Linked DNA regions of Homo sapiens: region 2 is linked to region 1. Evidence: chromatin loops called from intact Hi-C (ENCODE). Cell type or tissue: heart left ventricle. All regions are shown on one strand. Links, peaks and the distances in the headings refer to the core of each region. The heading gives the core; the rest is flanking DNA.

Evidence for each region. Hi-C counts contacts between places; a loop is a spot of excess contacts. Peaks named below come from ENCODE experiments on the same cell type or tissue, not always from the same donor. Only the 100,000 strongest peaks of a DNase experiment are listed, where the experiment ranks them.
Region 2: it touches region 1 in a loop (2.4-fold over the local background); 26 of 110 quality-filtered maps call a loop at or near these places.

Annotation. Positions count from the first base shown.
Region 1 is chr16:73,713,210-73,716,129 of GRCh38, forward strand. It overlaps a transcript of ZFHX3 not described here. Among named protein-coding and RNA genes, the nearest start is that of TRK-TTT1-1, 240 kb to the left of the region's middle. RefSeq lists an enhancer at 981-1,275. In heart left ventricle, for the core only: a CTCF peak has its summit at 1,099 (motif pointing right); no DNase peak of the experiment used is centred there.
Region 2 is chr16:73,883,545-73,886,464 of GRCh38, forward strand. It overlaps a transcript of ZFHX3 not described here. Among named protein-coding and RNA genes, the nearest start is that of PSMD7-DT, 330 kb to the right of the region's middle. In heart left ventricle, for the core only: no CTCF peak of the experiment used is centred there; no DNase peak of the experiment used is centred there.

The DNA.
Region 1 (2,920 bases), core at 136-2,635:
CACTACCAGCCAAGCTTTTTGTGAGGCCTCTCCGGAACATGCATTCCCGTCCCACTCAAACAAAAGAGCTGCGAATTCATTAAACTATTTAATTATGCCTTTTTATTTTTCTCCATTAGCAAGTCCTACCAGCACAAAGTAAATAAAGCCACCGTGGTCTTTCCCCAGCAGACACACTGACTGTTTTTATTCTTTATTCAGTTTATAATATAAAGGGCTATTTTTCCTCCTCCTCCTATTCTTGGCGAGTTTCCTAGCACAAACCCTGCAAATAGAAGCACCCAACTGTCCATGCAATGCATGAAGCTGGCGCAGCAGCATTCGGAATTGCAGGCACATACTCCAGACAGCTTTCAAAGTACCCGCAGCCAACGGCAGCCAAACAGCACTTTACAGCCAGGCACAGAAAAGATATTAGCTTTTTTTTTTTTTTTATACTCTAGTAAATTTGCTTTTTACATCTATTTCTTTTCAGAAGGGCTTGTTATTGAGCTTACTGTCCACAAATTCCATTGATCTCAGGCTGTGACTCAATCCATATGCTCACGCTTTGACACCAGCACAGCAAGCGAGCGATACAAATCCTGTTCAGGCTACAAACTTATTGATTTTATAGATTTCCCCCAAAGTTGTGATAATGATATATCATTGTTAAATTTGGTAGAACAAACTGCTTTCCCAATCTGTCAATGCGAGCATGAAAACCAATTCACAGCCTTGTTTAGAAGGCTTTCGCATCAGAAGAATAAGTACAGCCAGAGGAAGCAGATCACCGATACCCAGCGGCTGGCACCAGCTTGATGTATGATCCCTTCCTCACTGCCCTTTTCTGACCCGCGGCACACTGGGCTGCCAGACTCGTACTTACTGGCTACAATTATCCACAGTGATTCCTCCCTAGGATGCTCAGTATTAATTATTAACAACTGGGAGCATGCTGCTTGGGTGACCCACATCAGTAGGTTTTAAAAGACAATTTTGGTAATTTTCATACGCTATTCAGATGCAGTTGGATACATTAGGATCCTGGGCTTATTGACTTTAATAGGTCAATTTTTTTTTCCTGCAATTGTTCGCTCTCCCCCATCTTTAGGAAGCAAGGCAGCTGCTTCCAGCAGGGGGCAGATGTCAGACAACATTTCCCTTGGAAAGGACACATCTCCATTCCCAAGCACGGGTTAGGGGACTCCATTTGCCTCAACTTCAGATGCTTTCTCTACAGAGACTGGCTAGATCTGGGAGTCCTAGCAGCATGGTAGGATTCCACTAGCTTTATGTCTTCCTAAGGTATTTGTGTCCTCAAGTCTCCATCCAGCCCAGTGTCCTCCGAATCACCCCATCTCCCGATTCTCTTCCTGCCTGGGTATTCAAATGCTTTATGGCATGGAGACGTCTGCACGTGTGTGTTAACATTTCAACATGTGTGTTAGCATCTATTCCCAACTTCCTGATCAGCTAGAACATGCTTTCCACCATTACTGTGTGGTTTCCTTGGGTCATGAAGACTACGATTATTTTTGATGTTTTCCAAAATATCCACTTCCCCTCCTTTCCAAAACTTTAGTCTTGGTGTAGTCTCCCTTTTGTCTCATCATCTGTTCCTTGCTGCTTTTCACTTTCCTGCTCAGAAATTCATACCAGCTCCTCTCACATGGTAATCTATTAGTCCTGCTCCCGCTCATTTAAACAAAAACAGGTTAACAAAGCAACTGCAAACTATGCTAGAGTCTCATCTCCTCGGATAAAGTCCGGGTCTCTCTCTCTCTGAGAATCGTTCATTGCCTTTTAAAAATGCTTCCTTTTTCTCTGCCCTCCCTACCCCCATGAAGTTGCAGCTACCTCTCATTTGAGCATATAGCATCTGCTCCCAATCTGCCTGCTCGGGTCAAGCTGGATGACTAGAAATTGTACTTGTGTCACATGATGGTTCTCGGCTAAAATTCTGACTGCCGGCATCCCTGCAGTTTCATTTCCCATCACGTGCCTGCTTGACCTCAACATGGGTTGAGACCTAGGTTTCTTAGAGCCTCATGCCCCACAGGAAATTGACCTCACTGAAGAGCATCAAAGTGAAGAGCATCCAAATGAAATCAAGCATGCTGGCATAGTATGGCTATGAACAGACCCAGTTGACCGTCTCATTCAATTACCACACGGACGTAGACTTGCGTATCTTCTTTAATGCCAACAATAATTTACATCCTTATAACAACTTCATGCTGGCAATGGATTTTCATATAACTTCCTCACAACCTGTGAGAGAGCTTATGGAGGTGTCACCATCCCATTTTATAGATGAAGACACTGAGGCCGAAACTTATGATCATCAAGTTAGCAAGTACCACAGCTGGTCTTTTTTTTTTTTTTTTTTTTTTTTTTTTGAGACAGAGTCTCGCTATGTTGCCCAGGCTGGAATGCAATGGTGCGATCTCGGCTCTCTGCAACCTCTGCCTCCAGGGTTCAAGCAATTCTCTGCCTCAGCCCCCCAAGTAGCTGCGATTACAGGTGCCCGCCACCATGCCCTGCTAATTTTTTTGTACTTTTAGTTGAGTCGGGGTTTCACCATCTTGGCCAGGCTGGTCTTGAACTCCTGACGTCGTGATCCACCCACCTCAGGCTCCCAAAGTGCTGGGATTACAGGCATGAGCCACTGTGCCTGGCCCATAGCTAGTCTTTAAAGCTCTAGGTCTCCTGGCTCCAAATCCAGTGGTCTTTCTAACAGCATATTTCCTCTACATCTTAATTTTTTAAACAACCACCTGCATAAAACCTTTGCATTCCAGGTGCTCCATTTCCCTAACCCTACACATTGTTTGAAAAATTATTTTATTGACGTCTTTTGTCTATTTCCATCAACTTGTGTTTCATGGCAGTAATTAAGTTTTACGCTCCTCCTGCTAAGAAAAAAAGTAAATATAGC
Region 2 (2,920 bases), core at 190-2,689, 170 kb after region 1:
AACTTAAGGTTTGCTACCAACCTCAGTATCAGCCTTTCTTCCGTGTACAAAAATACATCTGCCAGAAAGGCGCGGTAAAAATCACCTGAAAACAAACAGACATGTTTTGGAAAAGTGTGGCCAGCTACTAGATGATTCCTTAGGGATTTCCTAAGTGAATATTTTTATAAAAAAGACACCTAAAATATGAAATAATTTGCACATAGCTATAACCCAGCCCCTGTGAGAACTAAAGATAAGCAAAGGTTAGAAGGATGAGGTGGTCAAGTCAAGGGTGCCTCTTACTGCCAAGGTCTCCATAAGTGAGTAGGACACAAAATATAGGAAAAGAGAAGGGGAGAAACTTGGAGAAAGCTACAATTTTGATCAGAAGGAGAAGTTACTTTGGAAATTTCAAGGATTATTTGAGATTCTTATCTAAATCAAGTTCCCTTCTTTTTCTTATAATTGAACAAGTGTTAAACTGTACCAGGCTGTCACAGCTGTCCCAATACGTGAACCACACATAGAGTAACAGCTTTCGTTACACATTTTTGTGAAGTAGTTTCCAGCACACTGTGATCAGAGCTTGCATATTTTTATACTACTCGCATATTGAAAATAAACCCAACATTTTAGATTATTTTTCTCATTGTGTATCAGGCCTGTATGGTTTCTGGAAGACAAAGGGGCAATTATGATTTTGTACCTACTGATCTGAATACAACACCTTGTTTTATTTTTGTATATTATGCTCAGTGTTTTGGTTAAAAAAAAAATTGGTTATGTGGGCCAATAAAGAAGTCCTGAAAAACTGTAGCTTAACCAAATTATTATCCATGGACTAAATGCTAATGCAATTTTTTCCACTTTCAGGATATCTTTAAGACAACATATCAAATACCCAAATCTTACAGGAGTGTGGAGGCCATGCCATATGACTTGGTTGGAGCTGTTAACAAAAGAAACATGGAAAAATCATGCAGTTTAGACTTTTAATTAAATTGTTTGTTTTGGATTCAAAAGCACTTTGTTCATTCAGCCCTGAGTACCAGTGGTGTTTCCAACCACAGATGACTATTCCCGAAATGACCACGGTTGACAGCTTCAGTGGTGGCTTTCAGAGTCTTTATTCGCAAAACACAGACATTCCGAAATGCCTTTATTTAAACTGTAATAAATAGACTATGCTTCAGAAACACTCTACAAAGAATAAGAATCTTTCTGCCTAAGTAAAAATGACCCTGTTTATCTGAATAGTTTTTGAATTAAATATCCACATGCTATTGTTTCAGAAACAATAAAAGTAATGATAGTCATCTATTGTTTATTGTCCTCTTCCCAGAATTAGAACTTAATTAGCTGCAAATGCCTTATCTTTTCCAAATCAGCATAATACACATTACCTAAATGTTGCCTCCTGTTGTTCAAGCCCTCTAACTTGGTAGATTCAAAATTAGCCAGTTATAGCAATGCTTTTCGCTTTAAATTTTAATAATAAACAGAGACATCCCCTTTCTTTCCCCCCACCCAGACCCTCCCTCTTTTCTGAAAACTGAAGTCTGCTGCTGAAAGGATTGAAAATCTGGAAAGAGTTTGGGGTGGACTGGCCAACCCCCTTTCATTTCCTTCAGATGTTTACAATCTAGCACCTTTCTGAAGACAAAGATGGGAAAAAAACCTATTTTTCCCTTTGACTGAAGGGTGAGACAGGGGGGTATTAAAAACTGATCAATGTAATTTTTTTCTCAGAAGTATTTGCACATCTGTGAAATAATGTAATTTATTTTTAAAAAACTTTTTATATGACATTCATGATTATAGCCCGATCTGGAGAATTATTCAAATATAAAATTAAATGTTCAAAAACTAGCTGCGCTGTGGATGGCTGAGCTTATCCCAGCTGTGCATTATACTTATATAATTCTATTAGAAGTATCAAAATGAGCCTTTCTAGATCTCACTGAATCTCTGAAAAGGGGAAGTGGTGTTTTCTAAGAAAGTGTGATGATCTACTTCTTTTTGTTTGTTTCATTTTTCCGTGGATCAGCCTCCAGGGGTCTAAAGATGCTCCCACCAAACTGTTCAAAAACAGTAACAAAAAAAGGTGATGGGAGAAGGGCTACTGAATAATAATAAAAGCATTCCGTAAAGTAGATTGTATTTTATTATCACAGGGTTTGGGAAAATCTGTGACTTAAAAGGAGGTTACAAACCTTAAAAGTAAATTCTGCTGTTTCAGTGAAATTGCTGGAGATATAATATGAGCCATCTGTAATTTCCCCTTCACTGCCCTGTTAAACACTGCAAGTCACTTTCACTCCCAGACCCTGATGCACCCACGCCCATCAAAAAGCAGTAAGTACCCCCCTGACTGAGGGAAATTTGCCCTCCAAATGTACAGTTTATAAACAAACTTTCCCTGACCAAATGTTAGAGCGAAGTTTTCCTTTCCATCCATATGCCTGTATACTGTCACCTCTGAATACATCTGCCTATAGGGAGGAATTCAATGTAATATTCATCAAATTCAAATTAATCCTGAACCTTACACAATCCATTCAAGGTAACAAATCGTCAATGACTTTTAAAATAATTGGAGCCCAGAAAATAAAAGACTATTAAATCTGTTTGAAGTTACAGATTGAAACCTACACCTCAAATTCTGTTACTTCCTTTTTTAAAAAATAAAATGCATTTCTAAAGCATTTACTATAAATTAAATATTTAAAAATAAACCAGAATTCGTTTATGGATTAATATTATCAAATTTTAAGAGGGAAAAAAAAACACCATTCCCATTATTTGAGGACACAAATTAACAGTCAGATAACCTCAAAAAAGCTTACATTTGAAAGAAAGGGATCTGCAGTTACCGTTTTTAAACACAGGAGCAAAATAAGGGCGAAGATATTTCTGCTGCCTAAGACAGACGGACTTT